Regions from separate parts of the Homo sapiens genome. Here region 1 is linked to region 2. Evidence: chromatin loops called from intact Hi-C (ENCODE). Cell type or tissue: CD4-positive, alpha-beta T cell. All regions are shown on one strand. Links, peaks and the distances in the headings refer to the core of each region. The heading gives the core; the rest is flanking DNA. Region 1 overlaps BRSK1 (BR serine/threonine kinase 1). Region 2 holds the start of SYT5 (synaptotagmin 5).

Region 1 (5,364 bases), core at 177-5,176, 120 kb after region 2:
AGAGTTTGCAGTGACTTTATAGAACAGAACTCTCAAGAATAACAAGAATCAACTGTATTGTTGTTATAATTTGTTTTGGTTTTTTTTTTTGTTTTGTTTTTTGTTTTTTTTGAGATGGAGACTTTCTCTGTCACCTAGGATGGAGTGCAGTGGTGTGATCTCGGCTCACTGCAGCCTCCGCCTCCTGGGTTCAAGTAATTCTCCTGCCTCAGCCACCCGAGTAGCTGGGATTACAGGCGCCCGCCACTTTGCCCGGCTAAATTTTGTATTTTTAGTAGAGATGGGGTTTCACCACGTTGGCCAGGCTGGTGTCAAACTACTGAACTCAAGTGATCCTCGCCCCTTGGCCTCCCAAAGTGCTAGGATTACAGGTGTCAGCCACCATGCCCAGCCTGTTGTTATAATATTTAATCCAGACCGTACCCTTCCTGGCAGGATCATTATGTCCGTTTCACAGAGGAGAGGAAACTGAGGCTCTGTGCTTGAGCATCAGGCAACCAGAAGTCAAACCCAGGCTTCCGCACCCTAAGATCGGCATTCAGAGGTGCCTTCTCTGTATCTCCCCATTCTCCGTCCACAGGCCTCAGATACCAGGGGCAACTGGGAGCTTGCAACACCCGGAAAAGCCCTCAAAGGCTCACACCATCACCTCCCATGAGTCTTTGTCCATGGGGGGTCACCTTGGCTCCCCTCCAACCCTTGCCCTGGTGATTGGAAGCATTCCCTCCCGTCCCGTATGATACGTTCGCTTGTTTGTTTCCTGTCCCCTCTGGAATGCAACTTCTCTGCTCATTCCACCACCTTTGCTGATGACTTGAGTGTCGAGTGTGTGTCAGGCAGCGTCCCAGGCCAACTCCAGGAGGGCAGGGATGTGATTTTGTCCCCTGCTTCATGGCTGGTGGCTACGTCAGAATGCAGGATGTGGTGGGGTCTATGGTCAGTGCGTCACAGCAGCCAGCCTGTAACAGTCCTGACTGTGGGCCCAGCACTGTCATGTACTAGGTCAGTTCATTCTGATGCAGTCCGTGAGGTGGGTGCTGTGACGACCCATTGCCATTTTCAGAGCAGTGACTTGCCTGAGGTCATGCAGGTATAAGCCCCAGAGCAAGGATTCAAAGCAAGGCAGGGGACCAGGTGCGGTGGCTCACACCTGTAATCCCAGCACTTTGGGAGGCTGAGGCGGGCAGATCACCTGAGGTCAGGACTTCAAGACCAGCCTGGCCAACGTGGTGAAACCCCATCTCTGCTAAAAATACAAAAATTAGGCTGGGTGTGGTGGCTCACGCCTGTAATCCCAGCACTTTGGGAGGCTGAGGCAGGTGGATCACTTGAGGTTGGGCATTTGAGACCAGCCTGGCCAACATGGTGAAACCCCGTCTCTATTAAAAATAAAAAAATTAGCCGGGCATAGTGGCATATGCCTGTAATCCCAGCTACTCGGGAGGTTGAGGCAGGAGGATCGCTTGAACCTGGGAGAGGCAGAGGTTGCAGTCAGCCAAGAACACCTCATTGCACATCAGCCTGGGCGACAAGAGCGAAACTCCATCTCAAAAAAGAAAGAAAGAAAGAAAAGAAAAGGTGTCAGCAGGGCCCTGCTTCCTCTGGAGGCTCTAGGGAAGGATCCTTCCTTGCCTCTCCTAGCTTCTGGTGTCCTTGGCGTTCCTTCAGTTGCAGCTGTATCACTCCCATCTCTGCCTCCGTCATCACATGACTGTTCTCTGTGCCTGCGTCCTCGTCTCCTCTTATAAGGACACCAGTCATTGATTTAGGGCTCAGCCTCATTCAGGTCTCTGCTCCCATTGCACCTCCTGGGAGAAGCCTCACTCAGTCGCTCGTCATTGTATAGCTATTTGTTTGGAGCTGTGCAAGGGCAGAGGCCTGTTTTGTTCACTGCTGGATCCCTGACCTGTAACGGATGCTCACCTTTTGTTGAATGAGTGAATGAGAGACAACCGTTTCGAAACTGCTGTGGGGGGAAAGCTGTCTAAAAGGAACAGCCTCCACGCTGCAATTCTAGCTTCGTAAGCGGGGCTCCAAGCTGCTCCTTGCCAAGTGCCTGCTGTGCCACGGACGAGCTAGGGGCCTTTGGCAAATTGCTGAGCCTCTCTGTGCCTCAGTTTCCAACCCCTTAAGGTGGAGATCACCGTAGTTCCCCACCTCCAGTGCTTGTGGTGAGGGTGAAATGTGCTAATGAGGGGTCCTGGTTATCTCTTGCCCAGGGGGCTCTGCCCTTTGATGACGACAACCTCCGCCAGCTGCTGGAGAAGGTGAAACGGGGCGTCTTCCACATGCCCCACTTCATTCCTCCAGATTGCCAGAGCCTCCTGAGGGGAATGATCGAAGTGGAGCCCGAAAAAAGGCTCAGTGTGAGTTGAGGGGGGGACCGGCGGAGGGGGGAACAGTGGCCGATGAAGACAGAACCCCCTAGAAAAGTCATGGGGATGGGTTTCCAGAACCTGCTCGTCAGTCCCCAGGGTGACTGGGATCGCCAGCTGAGCCGCAGCCCAAGGTCCAGCACAGCTGCCGCTCCAAACTGGGGAGGGGGCTACGCAAGATTGGGGCGGGGAGCTCCAGGCAGCGGGAGGGCGCAGGAGTAAGGAGGCGAACAGGATGCCACTGCGCATGCGGCAAAGTAATGCGGCCGGTCCGGGGTACACGGAGACCGCGCGTGCGCGGGGCGATGCACTCAGTCGCCACTAGAGGGCGATGTAATATGTCATCCTGCCCCCGGTGGGGTGGGCGGGGAGATGATCAGGGACCCCAAAACCACCCCAGTCTTTCATTGCGCGCCTACATGTGCCTACGACCTCACTTCTGCTTCTCTACGACTCACCACCCTCACAGCTGGAGCAAATTCAGAAACATCCTTGGTACCTGTGAGTATGGGGTAACTGGACTCTTGGGTCCCTGGCGGAAATAGGGGAGGGGCCAAAGCAGTAGAAGCGGCTGGGAGGGGTGGGATGCCAGGGTTCCTGAGAGGCAACGGGCTAGGGACTCGGACTTATGGGTCCTGGGGGAAGAGGACACAGCTAGAGAAGGAGTCTAGGGGTCAGAGGCAGGAGGGGCTAAGCTAGGAGTCCAGGACTCCCAGGTTTGAGGGAAAAAGGGACTGGGGGCCTGGACTCCTGGATCCGAGGGAGGAGGGGCTGGGGGCCTGGACTTCTGGGTCTGAAGAAGGAGGGGCCGGGGGCCTGGACCCCTCGGTCGGAGGGAAAAGGGGCTGGAGGTCTGGACTCCTGGGTCTGAGATGGGGGGCGAGGTCTGGGGCGTCTGGATTCCTGGGTATGAGAGAGAAGGGGCCGGGGCCTAGACTCGGATTTCGGGGTCCGGGATCATTGAGTCTAGAATGAAGAATGCTGAATCTCAGAAGCCCGGTTCCCAATAATGTTTCTCCACTTCCCCAGAGGCGGGAAACACGAGCCAGACCCGTGCCTGGAGCCAGCCCCTGGCCGCCGGGTAGCCATGCGGAGCCTGCCATCCAACGGAGAGCTGGACCCCGACGTCCTAGAGAGCATGGCATCACTGGGCTGCTTCAGGGACCGCGAGAGGCTGCATCGCGAGCTGCGCAGTGAGGAGTAAGACCCCAAGACCCCTGCACCCGTGTACCCACGTGGGGCGAGCTGCAGCAGCTCCCTGCGCACATGCAGAGTGCTGGGCGAGGAACCCTGGCCTCTCATGGGGCATGGTTTGAAGCTCCCGCCTGGGAGTGATGGAACCAGCGGAGAAAACGGCCCAGAAACACGCTGAGAAAGTATTAATAGATGCTGCGACATAGTACTTACATATACATAGTACTTACAAATAGTTCTTGCCTGGATGTTAGGTGTTACAGTGTTATTATAATTGAGTGAAACACAGCTGAGATGTACCCTAAACCAGAGAAACTGACCATACTGATACCTAGAAAAAATGGAACCATGGGCAGAAATACAGGGAGCGGAGGAGACCTCCTCTGAGCATTGATGTTGGACCTCAGCCCTCTGCTACCTCTTTCCACCTTTCCCACCCCCTGCCTTAGGGAGAACCAAGAAAAGATGATATATTATCTGCTTTTGGATCGGAAGGAGCGGTATCCCAGCTGTGAGGACCAGGACCTGCCTCCCCGGAATGATGTTGGTGAGAAGGCAGGGCTAGGGGACCAGACACCTGGGTCTCGAGATTGGAAGAGGCTGGCCACGGGGACCCCAGATTCCCAAGGAAAGAAGGGGCTGCAGGCTCTGAGCTTCCAGCTTTAGACTGCTTGACTTGCTCTTTGACATTTATCAAATCCCCTCTCCACTCTAGGCCTGTTTCCCCATGTGTGCAGTTTCTGAGGCAGTTGTACACAGCTGGGTGAAACCATCTCTTGATTGGGTTGAAACTGTTGTCCCTCAGACCCCCCCCGGAAGCGTGTGGATTCTCCCATGCTGAGCCGTCACGGGAAGCGGCGACCAGAGCGGAAGTCCATGGAAGTCCTGAGCATCACCGATGCCGGGGGTGGTGGCTCCCCTGTACCCACCCGACGGGCCTTGGAGATGGCCCAGCACAGCCAGAGGTGGGAGCCCCTGTCCCTCCAGGAGGATCCACAATCCCTGGGTCTAGGAGTTCAAGATTCTAACCCCAGCTCTACCTCAAATGTGCTGTGTCCTTGGGACAATTCACCTCCCCTCTCTGGGCCTCATTTCCTCACCTGGAAGGACTGTAGAAGTGAGGGAACATCTGTGGTTTTTGAAACCCTCCCATCTGATTTTTTTTTTTTAAATCTATCCTGGAAACAGATCCCGTAGCGTCAGTGGAGCCTCCACGGGTCTGTCCTCCAGCCCTCTAAGCAGCCCAAGGGTAAGGCCAGGTCCCCAGTGGGATTTAAGAAGGAGAAAGGGGTGGAGACATGGAGCAAAGATTGAGTAGCAGAAACTACAATTCCTGTGCAGTCTTGAGACTTGCTTCTTTGTCCCTGGAGGGCCAAAGACCCAAGGCCTCCAAAGTATTTTGGTCCATTGGCCATTTCTACCTCCTTAGGATTGCATGCCTGAAGAGATTTTACAAAAGTTAGTTGAGTGCCTGCTGTGTACTAGTATCTGCACCGGCTGGGTTTTCAGCCCACAGCATGATAGAAAGTCTTTGCTATCCTTGCTCTGGGGCCTGGGAAGGAGGATACTTGGACTACAAGTTGCAGCATGCACCGGGCCAGCGTCCGTGAGTGTGCGTGTGAGTGGGGCTCCTAGAGCCTCCTGGGAGTTGTAGTCCACTCGCTTATCTCAGTCTCCTGTCCTCTGCAGAGTCCGGTCTTTTCCTTTTCACCGGAGCCGGGGGCTGGAGATGAGGCTCGAGGCGGGGGCTCCCCGACTTCCAAAACGCAGACGCTGCCTTCTCGGGGCCCCAGGG
Region 2 (5,364 bases), core at 238-5,237:
TGGAAACCTAGGGCTGTCTGGCTCCCAGGCAACCACTGCACTCTGCACTGAGAGACTTAATTTTCAGACCCTGCAGTGACCACTTTCCATTCCAACGGCCTCATCCAATGCAAATGTCTTTTATCCTCTCCAGGCTGCTGCTGCACTGGCCTCGTCCCTGGATCCCTCGCCGCAGATCTGTCCTACACAGGGTTCCAGAGGAGTCATCCTAACACCATCTGACCCTGTCCCTCTCATGCTCAAAACATATTTGTAGCCTTCATCACCTTCATGACATGGATACTGCTGAGTTCTCCAGACACTTCACTCCAGAGTGCAGCTATTGTGAGAAATGACTCTTTGTTCCCCAAATAAGCCTCAGAATCTGGATATGGGGCCTGAATCTGGATATGGGGCCTCAACACATGCTCCAACTTGGACTAGAATGTCCTTCTCTCTGGTCTCAGTTAACTCTGTCCCTCAGGTCTCAGTGCAGAAGTCACCTCCACCACGAAGCCTCCTCTGTCTGACCCTCTGTTTTAAACTTTTTCCTACTGTAAATATGTCCCATTTTCTGAAAAAAATCAGCATATTTTAAAGTATTCTGGCACAAAGCTGGTTTTCAGCTTTCAGAGCCATTTATTTATTTATCTATTTATTGGAGACAGAGTCTCGCTCTGTCACCCAGGCTGGAGTGCAGTGGCGCGATCACAGCTCACTGCAGCCTCCACCTCCCGGTTTCAGTGCCTCAGCCTCTCGAGTAGCTGGGATTATACCACACCACCATGGCTGGCTTTTGTATTTTTAGTAGAGACAGGGTTTCATCATGTTGCCCAGGCTAGTCTTGAATTCATGACCTCAGGCAATCTGTCCACCTCAGCCTCCCAAGTGCTAGGATTACAGGCGTGAGCCACCGCACCCGGCCCAGAGCCAAATATTTATATGTTTCTGTAGGTTTCTATACAGTGGGATGCCTTTTCTGTGCTCCTATGAGACCCTGTAGTATGGCACATATTACCCTGTGTGGTGAGTGTCTGTGTCAGTGCCTGACTCTCCCACCAGACTGGGAAGTTCTTGGGAATAGCAACTAGTTCTGTTCCATCTCTGGGTCCCCAGAGTCCAGTTGAGGGCTAGACACACAGGGAGGATGAGCCAGTAAGGTGGGTTCCTATAGGACAGAAGGGAGCAGGGACTGGGACCAGCTGGGCCATTGAGAGGAGCAGGGTGCGGGAAGGGGCCAGGTGGAGGGGCTGGGCTGGGCCACACCTTGTCTATGTAACTCTGGCCCAGCCCCTTCACTTCCTGAAGGTGGACCTGGGCTTGGGCCTGGCTCTTCTTGCCTGTCCGCCTCCGACAGCTCTTCCGGTAGAGACAGAAACAGCAGCTGAAGATGAGGAGGCCTGAGACCAGCACGATGGTGGCCAGGGCCCAGGGGGGCACTGCAGAGGGGTGGAGACAACACACATTGAGGCCTGGGCAGCACGCAGGCTGATTCAGTCCTGATTACACGTGGAAGCTGGAATGCTGGCCTCCTTTTCCCTCCAGCCATTTTCATTGCATTTCTTCCTGTGTTTTTCTTCCACCTAATGTGGCCTATAGAGAGATTCGATGCCCCAACCCAGGCTGACACCATCTGGATTTGCTTGCTTGTTAGTTCTGCCTTTCCTTACCCGACCCCGCCCCCCATTTCTGCTCAACTCCTGATGCTTTTACAAGAAGCCCTGCTCCTCATCGGGCCTGTTTCCTTATCTGTAAAAGAAGAGCTAGGTGGACCTTCCAATTCTAAGATCCCATTCCATGCAACACCCCTTGATCCGGTTTCGATTTTTTTTTTTTTTTTTTTTTTTTTTTTTTTGCAAATCTGTTCCTTCCTTTTACCCCATTTCGTTCGCATTCCAGTCCAGGATGACGACCCGGGATCCCAGCCGGATTTTCCAGCCCGCCTGCCCGAGTACACCCGTCCGAATCCCGCCCCTCGGAATCCTGGCCAGGCTTTCTCTCTGCTCGGCCCCCCACCCCCGGGTCTTGCTCACCTGGGCCGTGGCTGATGCGACTGGAGTCGGGAGGCGTGTCGGGCGATGGAGGCCCCGGGGTTGGGGGCTCCGGGAACATGGTGGCGGGGTCCTGGAGTCTTTTCTGCAGAGACACTCAAGCACCCTAGTCCCCCATTCCCACCCCAGACGTCCTTTGAGCCCCACGCACAACAAAGAACTCCAACTCCCATGAGGCCTTTGCGCGAACAGCCGCGCAGAAACCGGACAGCCACCGCGAGTCATGCTGGGAGTTGTAGTATCAGCCTCCCCGCACTTGAGAGGGGGTGTCCAGGACCTAGTTCCATCCTAAAGGGATACCCTCTTCCTCCACGGCCCCACAGGCATCCCGCTGACTTCTGCCTCGTCCTCGCCCCTCCGCAGGGTCTGAACCGGAAGCGGGCGAAGGCAGACGTGGGAACCAGCAGACCGCGTTGCCCAGAGCAACAGCCGGGCTCCTCTCAAGCGGGGTGAGAGCAAAGCTGGTTGCCCGGGCAACGGGTTGTTGCCAGGACAACGGGCGGGGCTGACGCACAGACGCGGAGTCCCGGCGGGGCAGGCTCGCTCCGGGGCCCACCGGTGCCTGGGAACCCCCCAATAGCCCGACTGGGATCCTGAGGTCCCGCGAGGTGGGGAGCGGGCAGCCTGTGGTCCGAGCGCCCACAGCCGACTGCTCCCTCCGCACCTGGTCCTGGGAGCTGAGACGCAGGTTCCCTCTTCCCTCTCCCCAATTTTGCTGGAGGGCGGGTCGGGGGCTGCCCGGTGCCTGTGCTGAGCCCCCTCATCCTTCTTGGCCTGTTGGTCTCTCCACGCATCCGTGCTGCTCTCGTGACCGCCTCGGTCTCCACGCTGCCTCTTGACCCCACATAGGCGTCTTCCCTGTGTCTGCCTCCCCAACCCGCCTGTCTCTCTTCCCTATCGCCTGGCCTCTGTCTCCAGGGTCTCTCCCTCTCCCCTCCGCCTGCGCCCCACTCCCCGCCCTCGGCTCTTTGTCTTCTCCATACCTGTCTCGCGTCCCCAGATCCCTGTCTCTCCGCTTCAGGCTGCTGCCCTCCCTCTGGTTGTCTCCCCAGTGCCCCAGCCCCCACTCGCACACCCCTTTCCTCTAGGGATGCGGATGCGGATGGGCTGAGGGCGGGGGTCCCAGCAGCTCCTACCTGCTCGGCGGCTGGACGGGACACTCCCGGGAGACGCCGAGGCGCCAGCCCCGCCCGGACCCCACCCCCTGCACGTGGGCGGTGGCGCTGTCCCGGGTGCTGATCGCGGAGCTCTCCGGGGCGGGGGAGCCGCGGAGCGGAGCAGGATCCCGTGCGCGCGTGTGTGCCCGTGTGCGTGTGCGCGCGTGTGTGGTGTGTATTGTGTGTGCCCGTATTTGGTCTCGGGTAGGCGGAAAGCCCTGCCCCGCCCCTCCTCCCGCCTCCACCCGGGAACCTCGATGACGCCCACAGATGTTTATCCTGGTGCTTTAGCATTTTCTGCCTTCTGGTCCAGTCGTTGGCCGTCCAGACCACTCCACTCCTCCCGCCCCAACACACACGACACACACCCTGTATAGCCCAAAGAACGGCATGCCAGGATACTCAGTCCTAGGACCTAGGAGACCCCAGACCCCCATTGGAGACCCAGACTCTGCAGGGTTCAGCATCAAAGTCCCCAGCTATCAGCCCCCAGACATCGCCCTCTAAGTTCCCCTAACACCAGTCCCAGGAGGCGGCCAGTGCGGTGGCTCATACCTGTAACCTCAGCACTTTGGGAGGCCGAAGCAGGAGGAATGCTTGAGCCCAGGAGCTGGAGACCAGCCTGGGCAACATAGCAAAATCCCGTCTCTACAAAAATGAGCCAGCGTGGTGGTGCGCACTTGTGATGGCAGCTACTCTAGAGGCTGAGGTGGGAAGATCACCTGGGCCCAGGAGGTCAAGGCTGCAGTGAGCCACTGCACTCCAGTCTGGGCAACAGAGCAAGACCATGTCTCAAAAACAAAAACAAAAACAGAACAAAACAACAACAACAACAACAGAGAAGAGTAAAAGAAAAGCTCAGAAGGCAAGTCCCCAAGCACCTAGCTCCAGCGAGCCCTGTCCATACTGCCCAGACCCTGGACACAGACGTCTGGACACTGCCTTCTCTGAGAGACTCAACCACCCAAACCTACATTTTTTCATGTGCAAATGTGTGGGTCCCTCTAGTCCCCTCCTGGACGTTCGCCTCGATCCCTAGATACCAGGAACCCATCCCTACTCCCAATCCAATATTATTTCCAGACCCAGAAATCCATGGGACAACTGTCTCTGGGGAGAACAGTGATTTAATAAATTATGGGATAGAAGGAAAAATACATGTGGATGGTGGGGTGCAGAGAGACCTTGGGCACAGGGACTCCCTCCGACCCCAGATTATAGAAGACTGATTTGGTTTCTGAAGTAAAATCAAGGCAGGATCCTTCCTGCCTTTGGTCCTCAAGTAGCCAGAACTCCAGACCCAAATTCCTTCCTGCCTCAGAATCCAGGCCCCAGCCTGTTTCTTTCTGCATCCTGGAAAGACCTAGGGAATCCAAGCTATCATCCCTCTCCTCCTTCAGGGAACCAGGAATCCAGATCCCCAGCTCCCATAGGACTCATCTGAAGCCCACCAGACCACTCTCTCCTGGGGAAACCAGAGTTTGGGATACCAGCCCCCTCCTCCCACAGCACCCAGGAGTCTGGGAGCCCAGCCCTCTGCTCTTCCAGGAATCTGGGCTCAAGTGGGTGTCCAGAGCTTGAGGATGCCTGGGCTGCCGACCCAGCCCCCTCGTCACTTAGACCTCCAACTTGTGGGCCTGGATGGCGGCCACGTTCTCGTAGATGAGGTTTTCGACATCCTCATACGGGACTTCCTTCTCGGCTGGGGCCTGGGCTGACTGTTGGAGGAACCGCAGGATGCACTGATGCAGGAATACGTACTGAGCCTGGGAAGCAGGCACGGGAGTGAGAGGCGTCCCCCCAGGTCTGAGCTGCGTGGAGCCCCAGGGTCCCTCGTCCCACTGCCTCCCGTCCTGTGTTGCTGAGGGACTGCCTCACCTCAGTCTGCACCATCAACGGCCGACTCTCTCTCATCTTCCTTACAAAGCTGAAGGGCCCAAGGAGACCCTCGGACTGCAGCTGCCGGAGCAGGACGTCCAGGGCAATGAGGGTTCCTGTGCGACCCACGCCAGCACTAGGCAGAACAAGGGAAGGGTCAGACCAAGGGGCAGGAGTGTGAGGGTCCGGGGTCATGGCTGATTGGAGGGATCTGTGTTTGAATGATGACAATAACTATGCCTGCTCACACCTGTAATCCCAGCACTTTGGGAGGCTGAGGCCGGTGGATCACCCAAGGT

Evidence for each region. A loop is a pair of places that touch in the nucleus more often than their neighbours do. Peaks named below come from ENCODE experiments on the same cell type or tissue, not always from the same donor. Only the 100,000 strongest peaks of a DNase experiment are listed, where the experiment ranks them.
Region 1: it touches region 2 in a loop (1.9-fold over the local background); 1 of 110 quality-filtered maps calls a loop at or near these places.

Annotation. Positions count from the first base shown.
Region 1 is chr19:55,299,293-55,304,656 of GRCh38, forward strand. It overlaps BRSK1 (BR serine/threonine kinase 1), which reads left to right. Exons shown (of 19, transcript NM_032430.2): 8 at 2,220-2,366; 9 at 2,845-2,876; 10 at 3,405-3,575; 11 at 4,019-4,116; 12 at 4,375-4,534; 13 at 4,758-4,818; 14 at 5,259-5,364. Among named protein-coding and RNA genes, the nearest start is that of BRSK1, 18 kb to the left of the region's middle. RefSeq lists a silencer at 3,949-4,243. In CD4-positive, alpha-beta T cell, for the core only: a CTCF peak has its summit at 2,713 (motif pointing right); a DNase peak (open chromatin) is centred at 2,649; H3K4me3 peaks cover 874 bases.
Region 2 is chr19:55,176,951-55,182,314 of GRCh38, forward strand. SYT5 (synaptotagmin 5) reads right to left here and starts at 3,339. Exons shown (of 9, transcript NM_003180.3): 1 at 3,167-3,339; 2 at 2,013-2,136; 3 at 1,246-1,418. The coding sequence starts at 2,091. PTPRH (protein tyrosine phosphatase receptor type H) reads right to left here. Exons shown (of 20, transcript NM_002842.5): 19 at 5,066-5,201; 20 at 4,297-4,953. The coding sequence ends at 4,804. RefSeq lists an enhancer at 2,805-2,884 and silencers at 2,872-3,284, 3,165-3,354. In CD4-positive, alpha-beta T cell, for the core only: no CTCF peak of the experiment used is centred there; DNase peaks (open chromatin) are centred at 2,481 and 3,281; H3K4me3 peaks cover 1,221 bases; H3K27me3 peaks cover 3,674 bases.